3 separate regions of the Mus musculus genome follow, and all the other regions are linked to region 1. The links are chromatin loops, found by intact Hi-C in ENCODE. Cell type or tissue: left cerebral cortex. All regions are shown on one strand.

Region 1 (8,000 bases):
TGGTCGCCTGCAGCTGCCTGCATAGCCCGGCGCGGTCGGGATCCTTCGCAGAGCTCCGGAGCAGAGCGGCGCGTGTCCAGAAATATTAAGAAATACACCATGTGTATTCGTTATGTCTTATTTATGGCCTCTTTCCTACCTTTTGTTTTGTTTTGTTTTATTTTGTTTTGTTTTGTTTTGAGTATTTATCTGCATTCCTCACGCCAGAGCACCTGCTTTCTACACAAAACCAAACAACTCGCGTTTGAAACTATTTTGGAAGGGGAGGCTCTCGGGTGGTGGTGGGAAGTGGGGTTTTGATTAGGTCGGTTTTGACCAGTAGCAAGAAAAAAAAAAAAACATCAGAAAAACCACCAACAGAACCAGGCAGTCTTTCTCCCATATATACACCTGTATATAGAAAATGTGGTAGGACACAAGCTCAGCCGAGCCGAACCAACTAGGGCTTTGGTCGTTGAACTAATCACTTCTCTTTATTCCCTTCATCTTGAGGATGGGTAGGGGCAAAACGAGGAGAGTACAGATCTGTAAATATTTTTAAAGAGAAAAAAATAAAACGTTTTAAACATGGTTGCTAACTTTGGAGGGATGGATTGTCCCAGGAGACAGCGGCAGAGGAGTTTCTGGATTTTTTTTTTTTTTTTTGCCAGAGCATGCAGGATTCTGTCTCCTCCCTCAGCCCCCAAGGTTCTGCTCTCACCACGTGTGGGTGGGGCTGGGCTCAGAGGTTAAAGGTCGGGATATTGGGGCTGCCCAGGCAGCACGTGACTGGGGCTGCTTACAGGAACAGCACAGTTCCCACGACCCAGGTGTGCGGGTTGGGGTGCACTCGAGATGGAATCCAGATCCACAGCCCCGCGCAGCGAAAGACAAAGCCAGGAGCCTGGCTGCTGACCCGGTCGCCTCTGGGAATGAGCCAAGCAAGGAGGTGAACATCTCCCCGATACTGGGCTGTTTTGGGCTAGACGAAAGCTGGGCACGCCGCGAAAGGCCGGAGCTCTTGGCGTTCTTGGCGTCCTCCTGCGCGGAGTAAAACGTGGGGTGAGAGAAAGCGTCCGCTTGGGTTCCAGAGCCACAGGCGACTGGCTTGCAGCCCTCGCAGGGGTCTCCCGCTGGTGACACAGTTGCGAGAGTTCTGCGCAGAGCGGGAAGTGATGCCTAAGGGTCAGATTTCGTTGGAGGGATTCGTGGAGCAGATGACACGGGCGCTTCCCTAGTTTCTTTTTGTAGTTGTTAAATTTGCCCGTGAATGACAAAAAGGTCGGATCACTGGCTAACTTGCAGCAGCTGTTTCTGAATTGAGCACTGAGGATTGCAGTGCCCGGCTGCCTGCCTCCATGCAGGGTTAGGGAGGCTCTGCACCCGGAGAACTGCTTCGTCAGGATCATGCAAATCACAGCACTGTATTTTCTCTACGTTTTCATAGCATCCACCTGTTCCTTGTTAAATGTCAGAAATGGGCCTGGAGCTTGGAGGAGGCCTCAGGTAGAGTTATTAGGTCCAGCCCGCCTCCCCTCAGTGGTTGATCAGGGTGCAAAGAGCTAGGAGTCTGCAGCGCCAAGGCCCTATCTATTTCTTTCTTCAGAAGAAAACCTGGTGCCTGAGGGACCGGTCTCTTTGAGCCAAGGGGGCATCGAAATGACTTGCATTTTGTAGAAATTCACAGAATGTAAACGTTTACATGGCCCATATCATTCCGTGAAATATGCCTGGCAGAAGAGATTTGCTCTGATATTGCCTATTTTTTTCTTAACACATTATATTTTATAAAACCTGCAACTCCTCCTAGGTGACATTAGATGGATGCTACACAAGAATGCACCGGGCAATACTAGGTTGGTTTGCTTACATTTGTTTTATTTTAGCTGTGTTCACCTCAATAAGTATTTGTTGAGGTCTCAACATGTGCTAAGAACCTACACTAAATTTGGGGTGGTCCAAAGGAGAACACAAAGAGGCCTATCAGTTCTCTTCTTACTTATTAAATATGTGTTTTCAATTGCTCATTGGATATGTGTATTTTTCTGTCACCGTAGTTTTCACTCCAGATAACCTCTCTACATTCTTTCCCTGACAGCATTCTTTGAGTGTTCCACCCAGAAACAACCACATTACTTCAGAGGACTGTCTTGTAAAAAAACATACTCCGTTCGGATGCTTTTGATCTGCCTTTCAGCAGATTACAATTCGGTGATGGATTTAACAGTATTGGGTCATCATATTTGCTTCAGGATGGCTTTCTCCATAGGTAGTGACCTCCTCCTCCTGTCACTGTCGGCATTAACGACTTGAGTTTGCCCATAATATTTTAGGGAATGCCATTTCCCGCAGTTGTCATGTGGTATATATCTGACTCTCTTTACTCACCCAGACATTAGCTGTGGCAGGCGACTCACCACTGCAACAGGTAACTGAATATCACACACACACACACACACACACACACACACACATACTTACTTTACATTTGTGTTGTAAAATGGTCAAGACTCTGCTTGTGGCCAGATTTCCTATCTCAAGTCTAGCAATTCATTTGAATAATCAGCAAAATAGTCCATCTCTTTTCAGGCTCTAAACTTGATTTACAAGATTGACGTTTCTTAAAACTCAAATAGAGTTGGGCTGCAAGTGTGCGGCCAGAGGGGCCTGAATCATACACACATGGGATAATGAAATATGCTTAGATTTTATTAGCAGGTAATTTATGCTCAGAATCTGGAAACAGTAATAGAATTAAATAAACAACTGGGAAAGAGAACCAAATAAGTCAAGAGGTAAAATTATTTGGCTAAACTTAGAATGCAAAACAACTCAATGCATTAAAAAAAATTGAACTTGGCCATTGATTTGTTGAAAGAGAAGAGAGAGAAAGAACCACATACTAGAACTATTTGGAGAGGGAAGACAACCAGAATATTTTAGCCATAATAACCATCATCAGGACAAAAGACTGGTGTGTGTGTGTGTGTGTGTGTGTGTGTGTTATTGTCAGGAATCTTAAGTGCATTTAGTTCAGAGTCTGTGCACACATAAGATCTTTCTTTCTTTCTTTCTTTCTTTCTTTACTTTTATTTTTTTAGACAGGGTTTCTCTGTGTAGCCCTGGCTGTCCTGGAACTCACTCTGTAGACCAGGCTGGCCTCGAACTCAGAAATCCACCTGCCTCTGCATCCCAAGTGCTGGCTGCGCCACCACTGCCCGGCAAGATCATTTTTCTTTTCTTTTCTTTTCTTTTTTTTTAAAAATGTACCTTGAAAGTTAAGTAGTTTAAAACTAGAGACAACTTCCTACTTCATGCAACAATTTCAAAATAAAAGGGATTGTCTCAAAAAGATGGGACAGAGAAAAAGAAGTTGTATCCAAGGATTAATTAGAAACTCAGTAACATTTTGCATGTCAGTATGCTACTATGTTGTTTGTTAAGTACTGCTTTTCTCTCACAGAACCAAAACAACCTTTTGATTCTCATATTTTTTAGAGGATTCTAGAAACAGAAAGTGCAGCAAACTGAGCCTGCAACTTCCATGATAATGCAGAGGAAGGTGGGAGAGGGAGGACAGTCACAATGCTAGGTCCTATGATGAACATTCCTAAGAGATTCTGGCTGATCGTTAAAGATTGGAAATATTTGTGTCCTGCTCTGTTCACCCTTATGGGTGTGGTACTCTTCTAAAGCAAGGAGTAGTTTGACTGAGTGTGTATTCCCAGAGCTGCTTAAGAGGCCTGACATTCAGGTGCTTGAAAACTGTGGAGAGATGAAACGATAAAAATGAGATCACTAGAACTCAAGGGAAATGAGTCTCTAGTTCACAAATTGATAACCCAGCAAAATAAAAGCAAATAGTACCTTTGACTAGAAATTATTCTTCAGTATGACTAGTCTGGATTAAGTCCAGGGGTATGTGCACGGCTAGAAAGAAAATATTAATTTATATCTATAGTAGTTATCAACCAAAATGAAATTCTGTGTCTGAGAGATAGAGGAGAAGGATGTCACAAGAGCTAGATAAAATCTCTTTTCTGCCTTCTAGTCTGTGGATGTTCAGGCAAGCAGCTCCAGGGAGACTACAACTCCCAGCATGCAGCATACAATTGTGGGCGGGCGTGAACGCCTTCATGACCTGAGCATACTTGGGAGTTGTAGTTTTCCCTCCGCAGCTCCAGAGATGTAACCTCGGCGTGGAGGTACTAAGAGACCCGGTGAACGGGGGGGGGGGGGGAAACGCGGCTTCCCTTTGAGCCGGAACAGGATGACTGCGGAAAATGAGGCAAGCAGTAAATCAGACCAATCAGCTGCCGAGATCGAGCCGTTGGCGTTCAAAATCAGCCAATGATAGGCCTGCTCCGGAGCTTCCTCTCCGCCTTCTCCGCTTTGCCTGCGAGTGCTCGGAGGGAAGCGGATCGGTAGTGGCCGGTGCAGAAACGTTGCTTAGGCGGACAGGAGGTAGAGGTTCGGGCGAGGGCGGGCGGAGCGGGATCTGTGGCCCGTGGCCGGCGCATCGATGCACAGAGGGATCCGGTCGAGGTCCATTGTGTTTTATATGGGGATCTGCGGGCAAGGAAGGAGGCCAGGCCGGGTGGAGCTCGGCGGAAGCGGGATGGCGGCCGGCCTGGATCAAGGGGGACTCGCGCAGGCGCAGGCCGTGGCCGGCCTCTGTTGCTCCGGTTAGGAACTCAGACTTAGCGTTTTGTTCTACAGATGACCGGTTCGAACGAATTCAAGCTGAACCAGCCACCCGAGGATGGCATCTCCTCGGTTAAGTTCAGCCCCAACACATCCCAGTTCCTCCTGGTCTCCTCCTGGGATACGTCTGTGCGCCTCTACGATGTGCCCGCCAATTCCATGAGGCTCAAGTACCAGCACACTGGTGCTGTCCTGGACTGCGCCTTCTACGTAGGTGGATTCAGTTTCTGCTCCTGTCCCCTTAATACTGAGATGTCCTAGGCCTTGCCAGTAGCATCTCATACACGGTTCGAGAATTCTGATAGTTCATAACTACTCGGGAATTCTTCCCTTTAGCCTGGCATCAAGCCTACTACAATGGTTTGTGTTCTTATTTCTTCTCTCGTGGCAATTTCAATCTCCATTTGTAAATTCAGACTTGAGTAAACTTTCTGGACATAGATAATTGAAGTTAGCAGCAAGACTGATTTTTAGCTATCCTTTGAAAAGTAATGAATGTTGTCTAATTTAGCCTTAACTCCTGGTGTCCACCTTGTATTTGCTTCCTTGTGGAGATCACTAACTTGCATTTTTGTTTGCTTCTTAGTTTCTGTCACACTGGACATAACACTTGGCTGTAGAAATAGCAATGTTGAAAATGCTTGCTAAAGCTTTGTAACTTTGAATTGGCTCCAAATGTAAGAGTGGGGTGGGAGGATGTGGTGGCCACAACTTTAATCCCAGAGGCAGAGGCAGGAAGAGCTCTTGAGTTTTGAGGCCAACCAGGGCTACATAGTGTCTTCCAAAAAAAAAAAAAAAAAAGTAAGAAAGAAAAAAAATCAAACCCAAATTTTGCTTTGTAGGATCCAACGCATGCCTGGAGTGGTGGATTAGATCATCAACTGAAAATGCACGATTTGAACACTGATCAAGGTATTAATATAGCTACATTTTACCAGTTTTTCTTTACTAGTGTATTTGTGTAGAAATGCTTATTTAAGAAGAGTAGGTGTTTTCAGTACTTATGTGAAGGCGGAACACGGCTTTGATAATAGACTTTTAAAATTGGATTAAGTTACCACAAATGGAACCTGAATTTTGCAGTAAAGCCCCTTCTGAGCACTGTCTTTTTTTTTTTTTTTTTTAAGATTTATTTATTTAATTTATAAGAGTACACTATAGCTATCTTCAGACACATAACAAGAGAGCATTGGATCTCATTACAGATAGATGGTTGTGAGCCACCATGTGGTTGCTGGGAATTGAACTCAGGACCTCTGGAAGAGCAAACAGCCAGTGCTCTTAACTGCTGAGCCATCTCTCCAGCCCCTGAGCACTGTCTTAAGTGTCTAGTGGAAGCATCATTTAAGCATTTGACTGTCACTATTAGAAGTCTTAAGCAGCGGACTGGACTCAGGGTCCGGTTTGTCAGGATTTCTTTGGACAGTTTGATATTTTAGGTTGGTCTTTTCACAGGCTAAAAAAAAAAGTACATTTTAAAAATGGAGCACGGTAGCCCCGTCATATTTATCTTAGTGATGCCTTTGCGTTCTTAGCAGGAGAATGTATTTCAGTTGGCTGTGTAAAAACATTTCTTAAGAGGTTTATGATTTCACTGTGGCAGGATTTGGAATGGAACCCAAGACGTGCAAAGCGCTCTGAGCTTTGTTTGCCTGCCCTGTATTGGATGTAGGTATACTGGAAAGCGATGGTGGGGGTGTAGACATGTGGCTACCTAGAGGCCAGCTTGAGCAATCCGAGTGGACTGAGAAGCACATCTGAGCCAGGTGTGATGCTGCTCCTGGAATCCCAGCACTTGGGAAGGGGAGGCGGGCGGATAAGAAATTCAAGGCCAGCCTCGGCTATATAGATAGTTTGAGGCCAGCCTAGACTACTAAGACTCTGTTTCCAGGAGAAAAGGAATGATTTTTCATTGGAAGAGGCCTCTGTCCAAAAGTGACTTTGTGTGTTTAATATGCACATGCGAGGAGAGCACTCTGCCTGAGCTACATTCCTGATCCTGGTCCTGGTCCTCTTCCTTTTTTTTTGTCTGTCACATGGGCTTTGGCACACAGTAGATATTTAGTAGATGTTTACTGAATGAACAAATGAGATACTGTGAAAGTTGAAATTGACAGGAAGGAAATTATGTAGCAGAAATTGGACCCTACCATGAGAAGCAAGTGAGTTAATTGAAAGACTCCCCTCAGCCTTCAAATCCTGTAACCATTTCATACTAGCTTTGACTTAATGGGAAGACAAGTGCGGTCAGGGTGCAGGAAGCCAGAGATCTCCACTCTTAGCTCACTCGCCAAGTATTTCTGGAGCACCTACAGTGTACCAAGCATGCACTAGATACAACCAAAGGTACAGTGTTAATCAGTTTTCTTACAAAATCTAGGATCAAGTTAGCCATCCACCATCCTCACACAGTTCACTGTGCTGGTTTCCTGCTAGTGAATGACCAAACCTGGGCAGTGTGAGGTCACTTAGAGAGGACTGGCTAACGTTGTAGTCGTGGAGCGATTGCTCTGCATGCAGACATCTCTGTGGAGTGACCGAGATGAATTCATTTCAGCTGACAGCCCCATGGGTTCACTTGAGGTATCCTATGAGAGAGTAAAGCTAGCTGTGTTGTTTTTATCTTTTCTTTGCAATAGAAAATCTTGTTGGAACTCACGATGCCCCTATCAGATGTGTTGAATACTGTCCAGAAGTGAACGTGATGGTAACTGGAAGTTGGGATCAGACAGTTAAACTGTGGGACCCCAGAACTCCGTGTAATGCTGGGACTTTCTCCCAGCCGGAAAAGGTAGGGTTTTATCTGCACCAGGGGTGTGGTGGTTGGAGAGTGTGCTGTTGTTAAGAATTGGCAATGTGTTTGAGAAACCTAACTGTATAGAAATGCTTTAATGCGAAGGGAGTTAACTTTTACATTTTGGTCATCTTTTTCTGTCAGTTATTAAACTTGGGCCGGAGAGCAAGAGCTCGAATTCCTCTTCAGTCCATTGTTAGTGCTTCGGCTCTGAGAGGTAACTCACTACCTTTTCATAGAAGCCATTAACAGAGGCTTACTGTCTTAAGTTTGGTCTGACACCCCAAACCAGAAGATGGGGTGGAACATGACTCATTTTCAGATGTGACTTGAGGCTCCATTTGAATTGACAGTTGAGAATGAAAAGGGAATCATTTCAGCTTTAGAGAGAGAGCTGTGTTCTCTGACTGTTACTGCTGTGTGTGTATTTAAATGCTGACAGATGTAGTTTGAAGGCTTGTAGTAAATGGAGTTTTTAAACACCTTTGAATCTAAATTTCCTTTCCCACAGACAACACCATAG
Region 2 (8,000 bases), 200 kb before region 1:
GGTTTGAGTCCTCCATATGACCAGGGGAAAAGAAGAAACCCAAGAACCCTGGATCTTAACATACCCCAGTTGGCTGGGCAGTGGTGGCGCACGCCTTTAATCCCGGTGCTTGGGAGGCAGAGGCAGGTGGATTTCTGAGTTCGAGGCCAGCCTGTTACAGACTGAGTTCCAGGACAGCAAGAGCTATACAGAGAAACCCTGTCTTGAAAAAAACAAAACAACAACAACAAAAAAAATCATACCCCAGTTGGCTTTAATATTATTTAATATAAAATAAAACTGCCCATACAAGACTTATCTATATCCCAATCATAATTCAGCCTTCTGTAGTTCAGAAAGGAAGGGGTGTGACGTCAGAACTGCTTAATAGGTAACAGCTGGTGCCAGGGTGACTTTCTAACTGGTGAAGGACACTCAGTGGGCCTAAGTCTCTCCTGGCTTTTTCCACCATACATTTCCACTTGTATTTTTGTGTCTTCCCATTTCGTTCCCTCTGGGGTACTAAGAGAACAGTACCTCCCACATGCTGGTCAGTGCTTGCCTCTGAGCCATGTTCCCTTCACTCTGGCAGTTTAGGCTATGCATGTTTCTCAACCAAAAGACATTCCACACGTGGTATGAAGGGACTGGCTTTAAATCAGACACATAAGTTTAAATTTTGAGTTCTGCCATTTTATAACCTTTGCACTCCTGGGCAAATACTCTGAACCAGAGGATGGTAAGATGACTTTGAATAGAGGTTTGTATCACTAAGTATTGCTCTGAATTCTCTACTAGGAACATTAACACAAGCTTTCCTATATGCCAGAGGGGCTTCCGAATTGAAAGCTCTCTTCAGACTAACACGTACTTCCAAGGATCAGTTACAAAAATTATTTACTTTGAAAGCCACATAAACTCCAGTCACAAGAACGCAGGTCAAAAAGAACTCAGGCTCTATAGACTCAAGAGTGGTACCAAAAAAGTATGTGGCAGTCCTCAAAGGTTAAGGAAACACTCATTAAGTTTACAGTCTACCTCATTATTACCTCCCTTCTTTTATCTATGTATTTTCAGTTTTTAGTTTCTTCCGATAGAAATCTCAGTAGGGAGCGCTGGCTGGTCTGGAACTCACCTCACAGAGCAGGCCTCAAACATGCAATGCTGCTGAGTGCTGGGGTTATCGGTGTGTGTGTCTCCATACTAGGTCTTACTGTCTCCTTTATAGTTTATAATCCCAGGACCATTTTTCATCATCGACTACAGTATCTTTTTTTTTGTTGTTGTTTTTTGAAACAGGGTCTCTATGTAGCCCTACTTGTTTTAGAACTCACTATGTAGATCAGGCTAGCTTTGAACTCATACAGATCCACCTGCCTCTGCCTTTGCCTCCTGAGTAATGGAATTAAAGGTCTGTGCTACCATGACCAGAGACTAGAGTAGATAGTTTATATTATATATAATCAGTAAATCTAGTTATCATCTGTCTTATCCCACTAAAATAGATGCAACATGGAGGCTGGCACTTCAGTTTCCAATTGATATTCCTACATGCCTGGTGCAGTTATCTGCTATCAACAGATACTAAAATATATGCTAGATGAATTAAATTACTTTATTTAAATGCCTTTATAAGGTATTAGTTTATTCCACTTAAACAGATGTTGGCATAACCGGCTTTGTGAACTGAGCTCTTCAATGAAAATCTTTTTTTTTTAAATTTTAAAACTAAGTCTTACTGTCTTCTGTGATAATAAACACGTGATTCTAGATATAAAAAAGACCCAAGAATTTGGTTTCTAAGGTCCAATAATTTTCTTCATGAATTAGGTCCAAACAGTTAAGTAAGCTGGCACTGACCAAAGCACTACTTGGTGACAGAGCTTAATTAGTATTTATAACGTCACTTGAGCATTCCAGCTCAGAACCTGTTCCTAAATTCTGACAACATCACTAATACCTATTTTAAGAAAATTATTCTGGCTGAAGCAACAGTCTGGACTCCTTAGAATTTCTGGCTCTCTTGTTTGACCTTTTCCTCCATTCTTTATAGACACTGGGCCAGTTTTATGTTTGCCTTTTGTGGTATTATAGTTTTATAGAAAGACTTTTAAAATGTTCTTAGCTGAACAAGGCTTCAAAATATAGCACTACTATATTAACAAAACATTTTCTGTAACTAATACAAATTACCACACTTTATTATTTAATTAGATATTTTCTTCATTTACAATTCAAATGCTATCCCAAAAGTCCCCTATACCCTCCCCCCGCCCTGCTCCCCTACCCACCCACTCCCGCTTCCTGGCCCTGGCCTTCCCCTGTACTGGGGCATATGATCTTCTCAAGACCAAGGGCCTCTCCTCCCTATGATGGCCGACTAGGCCATCCTCTGCTACATATGCAGCTAGAGACATGAGTTCTGGGGGTACTGGTTAGTTCATATTGTTGTTCTCCCTATAGGGTTGCAGACCCCTTCAGCTCCTTGGTCCTTTCTCTAGCTCCTCCATTGGGGGCCCTGTGTTCCATACTATAGATGACTGTGAGCATCCACTTCTGTATTTGCCAGGCACTGGCAAAGCCTCACAGGAGACAGCTATATCAGGCTCCTTTCAGCAAAATCTTGCTGGCATATGTAATAGTGTCTGCTTTTGGTGGCTGATTATGGGATGGACCCCGGAAATTATCACACTTTAAAGAGATTTTCAATGTTTAAAGGATTAATAATTTTTTAGAAAAACAGTACCCCTTTACTAGCTAACTAAGCATTTCTGGACTAAACCTAGGGACCATGTTAGACTACTGTACTGCCAAACCAAGAGAAAATAAGTGTGTATAGAACAAAAACAAAAACAATTTGATCAACCTTAAATCTTAAATTTGGTGATGACTCACCTTTATTTTACAGGCATGCGTGGGAGAATCCAATTTTAGGTATTTTTTGTATAACAAGATCTTTTCATGTTCACTAAAATAAAAGAATTCATTTTTAACAGCCATTGGTTGTAAACATTAACATATACTTAAGAACAAATGATTCGGGACACTCCTTCATCTCAGAGATTCCCTTTTCCTGGTCAGGTACAGGGAGTAATGGGCTCCTGCCTGCGCTGCACCGCGTGGAGGAGCAGTACCTACCACTTGCCAGCTATATGGGGGACTGAACGAGGGAGCACATGGCATACTTTAACGCTCTATAAACACTACTATTCTTTCCAACACAGGCAGGACCTAGAGCATGCATTATGTTCAGGACAGATCTGGGCAGAACCCTGTACAAGACTGGGGGGAAAAAAAAATCACAAACTGTCCATCTTTTAATAGGTCAGTAAATAGGCTGCCGTGACAGTCTTAGTTTGATATATCAATCACAAGGAGCCTTCTAGAAGGGAAGAGAGTCAGTTTCAGAATGTCTAATGGTTGTTAAACAGATCCTGCTGAGATACGTGAGAACAAGAATGCTTACCTGGACTGCATTCTAATAAAGCTCTTCCACTAATTACCAGTGACCCGCCAACTCACTTCCAGTTAACTAGCCCGAAATCTCCATATTTTTAAGCTTGCTCATCAACCCTGCCGTTGGAAGGCTTAGTGGTCTAACCTATGTCTATTGGCATGTTTTTAACTTCTCTTCCCTAATGACTCCTGTCCTGTCAGTCTCAGAAAATCCACAAACATTACGAGCTGAGAATAAAGACACTGATTCATATGAACACTTTCATCTAGACAAGTCACAAACCTGTCATCCAGGACAGTGCAGGCAGTCTTGCCTCGACTGGTTCCACAATACTCCTCTCCTAAGTATACTTCCATGTTTCTTGCTGAACTCAGAACGCCAACCGAAAGGATTTCTTCACCCCCATTAGGGCCACAGTTCAGGTAAATGAAGCAGGGGTTTTCATCTCGGGGGCTCAGGCTGCTTTTCAGACTAACCGGATCCTGGCTGAGAAGAAAATTGAAAAAAAAAAATCACAGAGATAAGTTTTCCGAGTAGAAGCATAACCCATTAATCCTTTCAAACTCACCTCTACTTGCCATGAGAACCAAGAACCTTCCCCATCACCCACAGATACTTCTCACAGAATTAATAAGGAACAGAGGTTTGAGGCGTCAGGGCATTCATTCCCGTCCACTTTTCCTAGACCGTGGACAGCCTATTCAACTATCTAATTCATTCGCAGTCAATTAAAAGCGTTTACTGAATGTTAAAACAACCATGTGTCTTTTTCCAAGACGCCGTGGTTCTTGTTCCCCCCAAATAGAAGACTGGGGGCGTTCGCGGGTGGGGGGCGAGGAGGATTGTAACAGGAGGGCATCTTGAACACGAGTTTCCCGGCCTCTCCGGCCCAGCGCGCACCCTTTGCCCGCAGCCTCGCCCACCTCCAGGCACCACCGCTCTCCCCCATGCCGTCCCCGCGGCCTCGCTCGGCTCCCTCGCCCGTCTCGGCTCCCGTCCTCCTCCCGGCTCCTCAGCAGCGTGACTGTCACCCGACCCCGGCCCTGGCCCGGCGCACCTCGGAGCTGGCGGCTCCAGTAGCTGCTCGAAGTCCAAGTCTTGGGCACGTGGCCCAGTCCGGGTAAGAAAAAGGCTTTGGGTCAGCGCCCCGCACGCCGCATCCCAGGACGAGGTCAGCGTCGGGCCGCGGTCCAGTCCCGCGTCTTCGATCGCGGTCTCCATTCTGTCTCCTCCAACCCAGGCGGCGTCGGAACCTCTCTCGCAGAGCTTGCGTTTCCTTCAGTGCCCAGGGGAGGTGAAGGTTCAGCACAACTTCCGGTTCTTCCCCCGACCCCACCCCATCCCACTCCAACCCTTCCCATCCCGGGACCCAACCACCACACGTGCGCATGCGTGTTCGTCTCCCTTCCAGAAGTTGGTTTAAAATCTCCGCGGAAAAGAGCCAGGGGTTGGCTCGTGCGCGGAATTCCTCCGCTCCTGGGGCAGGTGCCGCGCGCATGCGCAGTGCTCTGCGCGCGGGAACCCAGGGGTTTATTTCCACGTTGGCAAAGCAGCGACGCTTTAGGGTGGGAGGTGGGGTGGCGCCTGGGCGGTGTCGGCACCCTGAGGGTGGTACCAAAGCAGATAGGTGCGGTCTCCTTGGCTCAAGCAGCCTGTAAAGCCAGCTCCCAATCCGAGGTCCTCGGAAGAGGACTCCGGGGACCCTTCCTGCGCCAGCCCGTGGAGTGAAGGCCATGCAGGCTGCTTTTGAAGCAGTGCGACCACGGCTGATCGCGTTGTTTCACTGCTCAGGTCACCTCCGTGGGCTGTAGAGTGGAGCGCGGCGCTTAGCATTGCAGAATAATGCTGAGTGGCCGAAGGCACTAAACACTGAACCCACTAAGACCCGGCTTCCGAGCCTCAGGAACCCGGTGGAGCGTGCTTGCACGTCCTAAATGACAGAATTCTCAAGGTTAAAAATGTCCAAGAGGCTCAAAGCTGCGACTTAAGGTTTCTCACTCATAACCTTGACAAAAACTGGCAATGGGCCTTGGTCCCTTCAGAAGTACATTGTACGGTCAAACTTTCTGTGGTGACAAGTGGGACTTGAAACTTTATACTCATTGGAAAGAAAGCTAGGTATCGGCTGTCGTTCCACCCCATACCCACCCCCATTATCTTCCTGAAGTGGGTTGTGTAGATAATTTAAACATCTATTGAGGCGAGGGGAGAAATTTGTTTACAGAAATGTGGAGTACCTGAATTTTAAAGTTGTGCTTGAGGCCTTATATATAATTTCTGGGGAAGTTTTGTTCAGCCATAACCTAGTTTTGTCCCAGAACTTTTTGTTCATCGCTCAGAAAAAACGTTTTGCTTTAATTTTCATTTTAGTCTGTATGTGTACCCCTGTTCAAAAAACGTGTTTATGTCATCAAGAAAAAGATGATTGAATTCTATAGACAGTCACCAGAGTGTATGTATAATGTGTTCATCAAGTTTGAAAGAGAAATCAGAGATTCAGTATAAACAAAATCTAGAAACAGTAACCTTTAATTCTAAAAGGCTCAATTTATATTTTTAAAAGAAATTCCCCACATTCTAAGTGGTCATCATTCTTGTTCTGTTTAGTATGGGGAGCCCCCTCAGAGTGCACAACCAATTGAAAGTCTTTATTCTAGGTATAGCCCCTGAGTGTCCAGAACATGGGATTTTAAGAGACCTTAAAGCGAAGGCATCTCCCTTGGCTGCTGCATCAGAGCACTACGGAGTAAGCAGTTTTAACAGAAGCTAAGATGAGCTGTTAGCCAGCCACCAAGGAGGGTTCTGAACAAATGAGCAACTTAGAAGAACAGTTAGCTGGAGGAGGTTCCGCACAAACAAGCAGTTTCAACAAAGGCTAAGATACGTTATCTTGGCCATTCTGACCTTTGGTTCCTAGAGTGGAGTTGAGTAGTTTTCCATAGGATTCTCCAGCTCAAGGAGATCAGATTCAGGGTAAACCTGAAACCGGCCGGTGGCAAGAAGGCCTTTGCAGTGTCTTGCCCTGTTACTCTGTATTTCCGGCTCCTCTGGTTATAAACTAGGTTAATACGTGTAGACAGTCCTAATGGAAGTACACTCTAGAAACACTAACTTGCAGGTTTGCGTGCAAGATTAATAATACCTTGCGGGTTTTTACTTCCTTAAATAAGGCTGATGAATCAGAAGACTAAAGGCACCTATCATAAAAGACTCCTGCCAATAAATCACCGTTTCTCCATCCTCTCAAAAGCTCTTATCTTCATCTCTGCTTGTCATGTGTTGAGGCGTTAGCTTCATCTGAACTGTTCTGGGAGTTTCTCAGCCAACATCTTGCGCCTGTTCTCATTACCGCCATATCCTCTGCTCTGCCCTCTATCCCTTGTAATGATTGTTGCTGATGGCTGGACCAACATGACCTTTACATCTTAGCATTCAAAGCCTGGTGAACTCAATCTCCTCCCCCTAGAATACTATCCCTTTTCAATAGTTTTGGAGGAAAAGAACAACCTCTCATTCACAGCCAAGCTTAAACCCGTACTATAGAATGGAAGCGATTCCTCGGCTACATCGCACTGTTTGAAGCCCTATAATTCCCTTGCAGTTCCAGTCGTAGCCAGTTTCCGTAGTTGTTTTCCCTACTGACTGCATGCTTGCTGGCATAAGGAACCATTCTGCACTCGTGAAAAATGGTTCTACCTTGTGGATTAATAAATTGGTGAGATGCGACAGCTATATCACAAAAAGAAGCACAGCAAAGCAAAAACCATGAACATTACGGTTCTTTTCAAAGCCTGCATGGTTCAAAGCTGACCTCAGTCTCAACATGCAAGGAGTTGCAAGGGATTTCTTTTTGCTTTTCCTTTTGAAATAATTAAGAATATTTGGCCGGGCGGTGGTGGCGCACGCCTTTAATCCCAGCACTTGGGAGGCAGAGGTAGGCGGAATTCTGAGTTCAAGGCCAACCAGGTCTACAGAGTAGTTCCAGGACAGCTGGAGCTATAACAAAGAAACCCTGTCTCGGAAAACCAAAAAAAAAAAAAAAAAAAAGGAATATTTGTTAGTTGCTGGAGGTAGTGGTGCATGTCTTTAGTCCCAGCACTTGGAAGGCAGGCAGATCTCTGAGTTTGAATTCAGTCTGGTCTACATAGTGAGTTTTAGTACAGCCAGTGCTACATAGTGAAACCCTGTCTCAAGAAAGAAAAAGAGAAGAAATAAGAGAAAAAAAGAGAATATTTGTTAGAAACCTCTCACCAACAACTAATAAGAACTCAGTATGCTCTCTAGGGGCAAATATGTTTTCAGTGGGACATATGCCTGTTACCCCAGCTATTTAGGAGACAGGTGGACGGACCATAAGCTCACAAGTTAGAGAATAAACTTGGGAAAAAGAGAGAAAAAAAGAAGTAAGGTGTTTGTTTTAGAATATGATCAACACATTTGAAAGGTGCATTGTAGAAGAGGAATTTTAATTTTTTTGAGCCCTCTCATTTGGTAATGCAACCATTAAAACCATCTTAGTTTTAAGTAGTAAACACTTAGTGGATACATATATCTACCCAGGAAT
Region 3 (8,000 bases), 130 kb before region 1:
AGGACAGCCTGGGATATATAGTGAGACCCTGGCTACAAACAAACAAACAAACAAACAAAAAAACAGCATTTTTTGTTTTGTTGTTGTCTTGTTTGTTTGCTTGTTTGTTTTGAGACAGGGTTTCTGGCTGTCCAGGAATTCACTTTGTAGACCAGGCTGGTCTTGAACTCACAGAGATCTGTCTGCCTCTGCCTCCCAGGTGCTGGGATTAAAGGTGTGTACCACCACAGCCCGGCGAAACAACAGTACTTTTATCACAATTCATTTTCCAGTACCTTTGTTGAAATCACTTTCTGCTATAATTAATTACATCTCAGCTTGTGGGGTTGGTTGGTTGTTTTTCTGGCTTGAAGCTTACAACAAGCTTCCTGCATTTTTTTACTTGAGTTCTGAGATGGCTGCAGGCTCTAACTGTACTATGGGAAGTCTTAATGAAGGTAGACAAGGAAATGCTACACAGTAAGCATGAGTTCCTAAATCTGCATTTTATCTTAAATAAACACTAAGGGTGCTTCTGAGAAAATAATAATCACAATTCTATTATGTTCAATATAAACTTTTTAAAAATGCAGGATCTCGGTACATACCCTAGGCTGGTCTGAACTCATTATGTAGACCAGGCTGGCCTCGAACTCACAGAGCACAGGAAGCCTGCCATTGCTTCCTGAGTGCTGGGATTAAAGGCATACGCCACCATGCCTAGCCCAAATATAGATTTTTTTTTGTATAACTAAAGATTTAACTTACATATGTCCATTTTTTAAAGCTGGGCAGTGGCTGCATACACCTTTAATTCCAGCACTTGGGGGGCAGAGGCAAGCGGAATTCTGAGTTCAAGGCCAGCCTGATCTATAGAGTGAGTTTCTAGGGCAGCCAGCTCTACACAGAGAAACCTGTCATGAAGAAAAGAAAAAAAAAAAAAAACCAACAACCCACAATGCCTATGACTTGTTAATATAAAGGATAAATACAGCAGTTTTTCTCTCACATCTATAGTTAGGGAGCTTTTGCCTCTCTGAAGCTGGAGCCGGTAGCGACTCTTTCGCTATGAAAACAAGAGCTGATAAAAGTGGAAATTACTACGTCCTCAATGGGTCGAAGATGTGGATCAGCCATGCCGAGCATGCAGAGCTCTTCCTGGTCTTCGCCAATGTGGACCCCAGCTCTGTGAGTATAAAGAGAACCTCCTCCCTCCCTCCCTCCTTCCCTCCTCCCACCTTTTCTTTCTTTTTCTTTTTCTTCTTTCATTTCCTTCCTAGGGTTTGTTTTTTAAGCTCCTCATTCTATGAGAGTTGAATGATATATATATATATATTTTTTTACTCATTCATCTAAAGTAACTTGTTGGCATAGTTATTTACTACACAGAGGACCATTTATTACTTTTTTCCTAGTTCCCTAAGCTTTAATTGGGTAGAACTTTAATTTTTCTGTATAATAATGAAGGATTTAAGTACTTGTAAAGTACATTGCTTTTAAGAATATTGAAAAGGATTTAAGAGTATTTTATTTAGATGGAAGAAAATCATACAGCAAAATAGTAAGTATGTTTTATTTTGTTTTCTGAATATTGAATTTAAAGCATGGGGGGGTCTCATGATCACGTACTTAATAAAAATAATTCCAACACTCACTGTGGGGCGTGGAAAAGTACAGGAGGTAGTAAGATCCCTCTCTAGGCGGCGCTGGCTGCCCTAGAACTCTTTGTAGAGCAGGCTGGCCTCAGACTCACTGATATCCTCCTGCCTCAGCTTCCCAAGCGCTGAGGTGCACCACCGTGCCTGGCATAAGGTTCTTGTTTAGTAACTAATGTTCCCCAATTATTCTGGCTCTGTAATGCACATGTTGCAATTCAGAGTCCCTTGGTGTTTATTGTCTGTTTTAGCTTTCCTTTCTTTTTCTTTTCTTTTTGTACATGTGTGCACACATGTGTGTTTGTATAGATATGGATGCATCTGTGAGGAAACCAGAAGTCAACCTCAGGCACTGCTTCTCAGGAAATGGCCACTTTCGTTTTATAGATTGTCTTTTTTTTTTAAGAGAGATTTATTTATTTATTATATGTAAGTACACTGTAGCTGTCTTCAGACACTCCAGAAAAGGACGTCAGATCTTGTTACAGATGGTTGTGAGCCACCATGTGGTTGCTGGGATTTGAACTCCGGACCTTCAGAAGAGCAGTCGGGTGCTCTTACCCACTGAGCCATCTCACCAGCCCATAGATTGTCTTTTTAAATTAAATGTGTATATGTGTTTGTCTGTGTAAGGGTATGTCCACTGGGTTCAAGGTGCCCATGGAGGCCAGAAGAAGATGGCAGGTCTGCTGTAGCTGGACTTACGGGTGACTGTGAGCCACTCGCAATGATGTGGAGAATCTTCTGCAAGAGCAGTATGTGCTCTTAACTATGGATTCCTTTCTCAAGCCCCCAGCTCTTTTTGAGGCAAGGTTCCTCACTGGGGCCTGGGCCTCAATGATAACGTTTACCTGACTGTGTTTGCCTGCCTGGGCAGCAAGCCCCAAGGACTCATCTGTCTTTTCCTCCCTGGCACAGGTATCACAAGGGCATGCCACTGTGCTCAGCTCTTCAGGCAGGTACCTAGGATCAACAGGTGTCCTCAAGTTTGCACAGTGGCACTTTACCAGCTGAGGCATCTCACCAGCCTTGTTACTTTCTTTTCACTCTTTATGCTTTTTATTTTTATGTTATGTGAGTAGTTTATCCGCATGTATGTTTGTGAACCACATGCATGGCTGATGCTCATGGAAGCCAGAAGAGGGAGCTAAATCCCATGAAACTAGAGTTACAGACAGTTGTGAGCCACAATGGAGGTGCTGAGAACCAAGCTCTGGTCCTCTGGAAGAGCAGCAAGTCCTCTGCTGAGCCGCCTCTGTAACCCCTTAACTTTCTTACTTCGAACTCTTTATAAACAGGGATTTTTAAAGCCTAAGTGATAATCATATTTTACTTTTTTTTTTTTTTTTTAGGGCTACAGAGGCATCACCTGCTTCTTAGTAGACCGAGATACAGAAGGTTTCCAGATAGGGAAACGAGAAAATAAAATGGGCATCAGAGCTTCATCCACCTGTCAGTTAACATTTGAAAATGTTAAGGTAGGTATTCTAGACTATTCTGTAGAAGATTAATGAGAAATCAGCCTTACGTAGAACCATAGGAAATATATGAGAGAATGGCCCCAAACAGCAAATGGGGTAAGTGTGCACGGAAGAGTTCTTGGTGGAGCTGGTCAGCAGTTAAGCACTGACCAAGACTTGAGGCCCTTTTCTCAGTTATTTCCTATGGAAAACTTTCCTGTCCAACCTCTGACCTAGAGAGAAAATGCCAGAAATTAACTTTAATTATTATTATTTTCATTATTTACAACTTATATACTCTGAAACATTTATACTTAAAAGCTTGGCACTTGTGAACCTAACTGCTGGGAGAAGGAATTCTGAGGTTGGTACACCAACGGCCACAAGATGGAGATGTTGCTCAGTAAGAGTGGAAAGCAACCCCAGGCTACACTCCACAAAACAGGATCTTCCTCAGGATGCTGGAGCCTGACTGGGGCACACATGTTCCACTGCTCCTGGATTTTTGTGGGCAGCTGTGTCTGGAGGAACTGAGCTATATCTTTGGGCCTCTCTCCTTCCTTCTTCCTACTTGCCCTTAACCTGTCCATTCCTCCCTGCTCTCCCTCCTAACTATTTTCTTTTGTTCCTAGTATTGATTTGTTCCAAGTATTGATTATTGAGGATATTTTGCTATATGTATGGGAATGTTATTTTGCATGTGGTGTGTGTGTGTGCCTGTGCGTGTGCGTGCTGTGCACATGCACATGTGCATGAACCATATATGTGCCTCGTGCCCTTGGAGACCAAAAAAAGAGTGTAGGATCCCCTGGAACTGGAATCACAGATGATTGTGAGTAGCCATGTGGGTGCTGGGAAGAGAACCTGGATCCTTGCAAGAGCAACAATGCCTCTTAGCCACTGAGCCATCTCTCCACTTCTACTATTAACTTTGTATATTATAAGGAAATATTGTAGCTTATTTCTCCTTCCTTTTCTCCTACTTACTGGATGGGAGAGTGCACATTCACACATGTGCACACACACACACACACACACACACACCTCAGTAGACTTTTCTAAAAATGAATCATTTCAACAGAAGAGCAGCTTATTACTCTTGCTTTTGAAAATACTTCATGTTTCTGTAGTTTCTAATGAATTATCTCAACATGATTGACATACAAATAAGAATTGGAGGTAACTTGTTATGCATATATGCTATTGACAAATTATGTAAAATTCCTTTTTTCTAAATGTTCTCATTCATTAAGTAGATTGTGCTGAGACTCCGGAGGATGCACGGATGAGCAGCACAGACTTGGGGGAACAGTCAGGAGACGCACAGATGTCAGCAGGCAATCAAACTGGAGGGTTTAGTTTGCTTCTTTGTTTTTTTTCTTTCTTTTTTTTTATTAGATATTTTCTTTATTTACATTTCAAATGTTATCTCCTTTCCTGGTTTCCCCTCTGGAAACCTCCTATCACTACTGCCCCTCCCCCTGCTGACCAAGCCACCCATTCCTGCTTCCCTGTCCTGGCATTCCCCTACACTGGGGCATTGACAAGACCAAGGGCCTCTTCTCCCATTGATGTCCAACAAGGCCATCCTCTGCTGCATATGCAGCTGGAGCCATGGGTCCCTCCATGTGTACTCTTTGGTTGGTGGTTTAGTCCCTGGGAGCTCTGGGGGTTACTGGTTGGTTCATATTTTGTTCCTCCTATGGGGCTGCAAACCCCTTCAACTCCTTGGGTCCTTTTTCTAGCTCCTCCATTGGAGATCCTGTGCTCAATCTAGTGGTTGGCTGTGAGCATCCACCTCTGTATTTGTCAGGCACTGGCAGAGCCTCTCAGGAGACAGCTATAATGTTTTAGATTTATTTATTTTATTTTCTGTGTATGAGTGTTTTTGCATGAATGCATATATGTGTACCACCTGTGTTCTTGTTGCCTGTGGAAGTCAGAAGAGGATGCCAGATCCCCTGAAACTGGATATGGATGGTTGTGAACAATCACATAGAGAGCCAGGAGTTGAATCTGGGTCCTTTGGAAAAACAAGGGCTTTTAACCACGGAGTCATTTCTGCAGTTTTTCTCATTGAAGTTTACTCAATACCATGATTGAGTAAGGTCACACAAATGGGGGAGATTCAAGTATGTGTGTGTAATTACATGCTATGTGTATTTAAAATCAAAATAAGTGATGTAAATCTAAATTTGGAAGTAAGTATACATTTATATTTCCAGGTTCCAGAGACTAATATTTTGGGGAAAATTGGGCATGGTTATAAGTATGCCATAGGAAGTCTTAATGAAGGTAGAATCGGAATTGCTGCACAGGTAAGTCTTCTTAGCTCCTTCACATTTTGAGCCAATTAAGAGAAAAATGAAAAATAATAAAAAAGAATTGCAATAAGACAATTGATTATCTGGAAGCTTTTGAACACAAGGTGGCAGCCTGTCCTAGCATGAGGGGAAAGAATGGCTTCAGGTTATTTCTCTCAAATTCTACTTTGGTCAATTATGTAAGTGCCCAGAAAATCAAACAATGGCTTAGTAAGAGCTCTTTTCTGCTTTGAGAACATTAAAGCATTATCTAATGCTAGACCAGTAACTTCCAAATATATTACATATTAAATAATGGCATCTGTTTTTCAGTTAACTTTTCAAAACCTGAAATTCATTCTTTCAGAACATTTTAAAATTAAGAACACTCATTCTATTATATAAGAATGTATATTCTATTATGTAAGAATGTATATCCATATATTCATACATATGTTCTATTATATAAAATCCATACATATGTATTTACGTATACATACATATATGTGTATGTATACACACATATATTCTATTATGTAAAGTTCTATTCATATATATATATATATATATATATATATATATATATATATACATATAACCCTAATCCTAACCCTTAATATATATTCTATCATATCATACATACACATATATATGTGCATGTGTGTGTGTAATTCTGATTACTCTCTTTCTACTCTTTCTCTTATCTCCTTCCCATCCTTAGCAACACCACACCCCCTCATCCTACCAGACTGAATTTTGTAACTATTGGCTATGCCTAGTGATCCATTTCCAGGGCCAGCTATGTGATCATTGGAGCCCGGTGGAGTCAACTGAAGGCAATGACTAACCCTCAACCTAAAATTTGTCAGTAACGGGTAGTTCAACATTGAGAGTTGGCACCCCCTAAGCCCTTCCTGAACCTATCAATAGTCAGATATATTTTTTAAGCAGTATCTAAGATTTTCTAACTTAAATCTTTTAGATTTTGATATAAATTATATCTTTTAGCTGTTAAAATAGTTAAATGTTGAATTACTACTCCACATTTTTTCCTGCTATTCTTTACTACATTAACAAAATGGTGCCCCCCCCCCCCGCCCTTGAGGGGAGAGATTCTGAGGACTGAATCTAGGACCCTAAACATGCTAAGCATCTGCTCTACCTCTGAGCTATACCTTCACCCTAAAAAATTATTCTTAGATCAAATTTCAATTTTGGCTGCTAACAAAGCTAAAAGAGTACTTCCATACCCGGGCTTTTAAAGGTTTTCTTGTTGTACAACTTCACTGGATACAGCATTAGAGCTCCAACATGAAGCCTTAGGGTTTCTAGATATACATAATATAGATGTTCTGGCCATGAAGTCTATGATATGAGATTGATTCCAATTACTCACTATTATCTTATAACCCAGTAAAGTGCTAAATAAAGCAGGCACGTGCTGAGTCTCAGAGGAAGAGGTGCATGGAACAGTGAACTGGAGTCACTGTTCTTCAAAATCCTGCAGCTGCAGAGGATTTACTTCTTTATTGTTTAAAGTGGAAACATTCTCCCAAGATAGAAATGCATGTTTTCCTTCACAGTGGGTAATGTCAGTGTTTAAGTCAGTGGTGTTGGCACTTGCCTGTGATCCCAGAGGCTTGAGGCAGAAGGGTTGAGAGTTTGAAGATAGACATAGCAAGTTCAAGGCCAGTGTGTGTACATAACAAAATCTACCTAAAAACAAAACAACAAAAACAACAACAAAATCAGGGCTTAGAAGGCTAACTAAGCAGTCGAGAGCACTGGCTGCTCTTCTGGAGAACCCAGGTTTGATTCCCAGCAAGCACACGGTGGCTCACAGCCAGCTGTAACTCCAGACCCAGGGCATCCAGTGTTCTTTTCTGTCCTCTGAAGGTCCTGTGTGCACCTGTTACACAGACATACATGCAGACAAAACACTCATACATATTAGAAAATGATGAAGAGAAAAAAATAAGAACCCAAACCAATCTTCACATTAACAGAGGCTTACATGCTGGAAGATGACATCTATAAACACCAAAACTTGCTGCCTCATTTTAACTTGAGGTTTGTGGGGGCATTGTCCCCTTAATTTTGGATATAATCTTCTGTTCTCCAGAGAATACTAAATAAAGGCTAAAAGAAAGTGTGAATGAATACTAATGAAATATTGATGTTTGTGAGCATTTCCCCCCAAAGCTTTAACTATTGATTTTTTTTCTTTTTCTTTTTTTAAACCTACATAGTTTGACATAATTAGATAGTGATTTACTAGCTACCTAATGTTGAAGTTTAAAAACCATTTTTAAGCCTGGATCGTTCGATAGTTATAGAAATTGGTTAGCAATGAGACAGTTCAGCTAAAATTGTGACCACCTTTTGACTTGTTCTTCAAGTGTGGAAATTAGTGTTTTTACCAGATTCTCTCATCAGTTGTCTGAACCCCAGTTAAGTCACTCAGGGAGGTTTTGAAATGCTGATGTTTAGGCCACGCTCCCTCCTCCCTCGTCCTCCCACTCAGTGGTAGAGTGCTAGTCTAGCAGGCTGGCACCGTGGATTAGTTCCTCTGTACGTCAGAAAGCAAAACAAACAAGCAAGGC

Evidence for each region. A loop is a pair of places that touch in the nucleus more often than their neighbours do. Peaks named below come from ENCODE experiments on the same cell type or tissue, not always from the same donor. Only the 100,000 strongest peaks of a DNase experiment are listed, where the experiment ranks them.
Region 2: it touches region 1 in a loop (3-fold over the local background); 13 of 42 quality-filtered maps call a loop at or near these places.
Region 3: it touches region 1 in a loop (2.8-fold over the local background); 3 of 42 quality-filtered maps call a loop at or near these places.

What each region holds. Positions count from the first base shown.
Region 1 is chr7:131,556,012-131,564,011 of GRCm38, forward strand. Hmx2 (H6 homeobox 2) reads left to right here. Exons shown (of 2, transcript NM_145998.4): 2 at 1-2,003. It overlaps Bub3 (BUB3 mitotic checkpoint protein), which reads left to right and starts at 4,359. Exons shown (of 8, transcript NM_009774.4): 1 at 4,359-4,443; 2 at 4,699-4,893; 3 at 5,526-5,595; 4 at 7,323-7,474. The coding sequence starts at 4,699. In left cerebral cortex, no CTCF peak of the experiment used is centred here; DNase peaks (open chromatin) are centred at 1,172 and 4,207; H3K4me3 peaks cover 1,111 bases; H3K27ac peaks cover 634 bases.
Region 2 is chr7:131,358,015-131,366,014 of GRCm38, forward strand. It overlaps 2310057M21Rik (RIKEN cDNA 2310057M21 gene), which reads right to left and starts at 4,712. Exons shown (of 6, transcript NM_026655.4): 1 at 4,494-4,712; 2 at 3,719-3,922; 3 at 2,875-2,947. The coding sequence starts at 4,657. In left cerebral cortex, no CTCF peak of the experiment used is centred here; a DNase peak (open chromatin) is centred at 4,844; H3K4me3 peaks cover 2,253 bases; H3K27ac peaks cover 1,380 bases.
Region 3 is chr7:131,428,951-131,436,950 of GRCm38, forward strand. It overlaps Acadsb (acyl-Coenzyme A dehydrogenase, short/branched chain), which reads left to right. Exons shown (of 11, transcript NM_025826.4): 5 at 997-1,167; 6 at 2,987-3,112; 7 at 5,320-5,412. Among named protein-coding and RNA genes, the nearest start is that of Acadsb, 22 kb to the left of the region's middle. In left cerebral cortex, CTCF peaks have their summits at 3,475 (motif pointing right) and 5,517 (motif pointing right); a DNase peak (open chromatin) is centred at 3,496.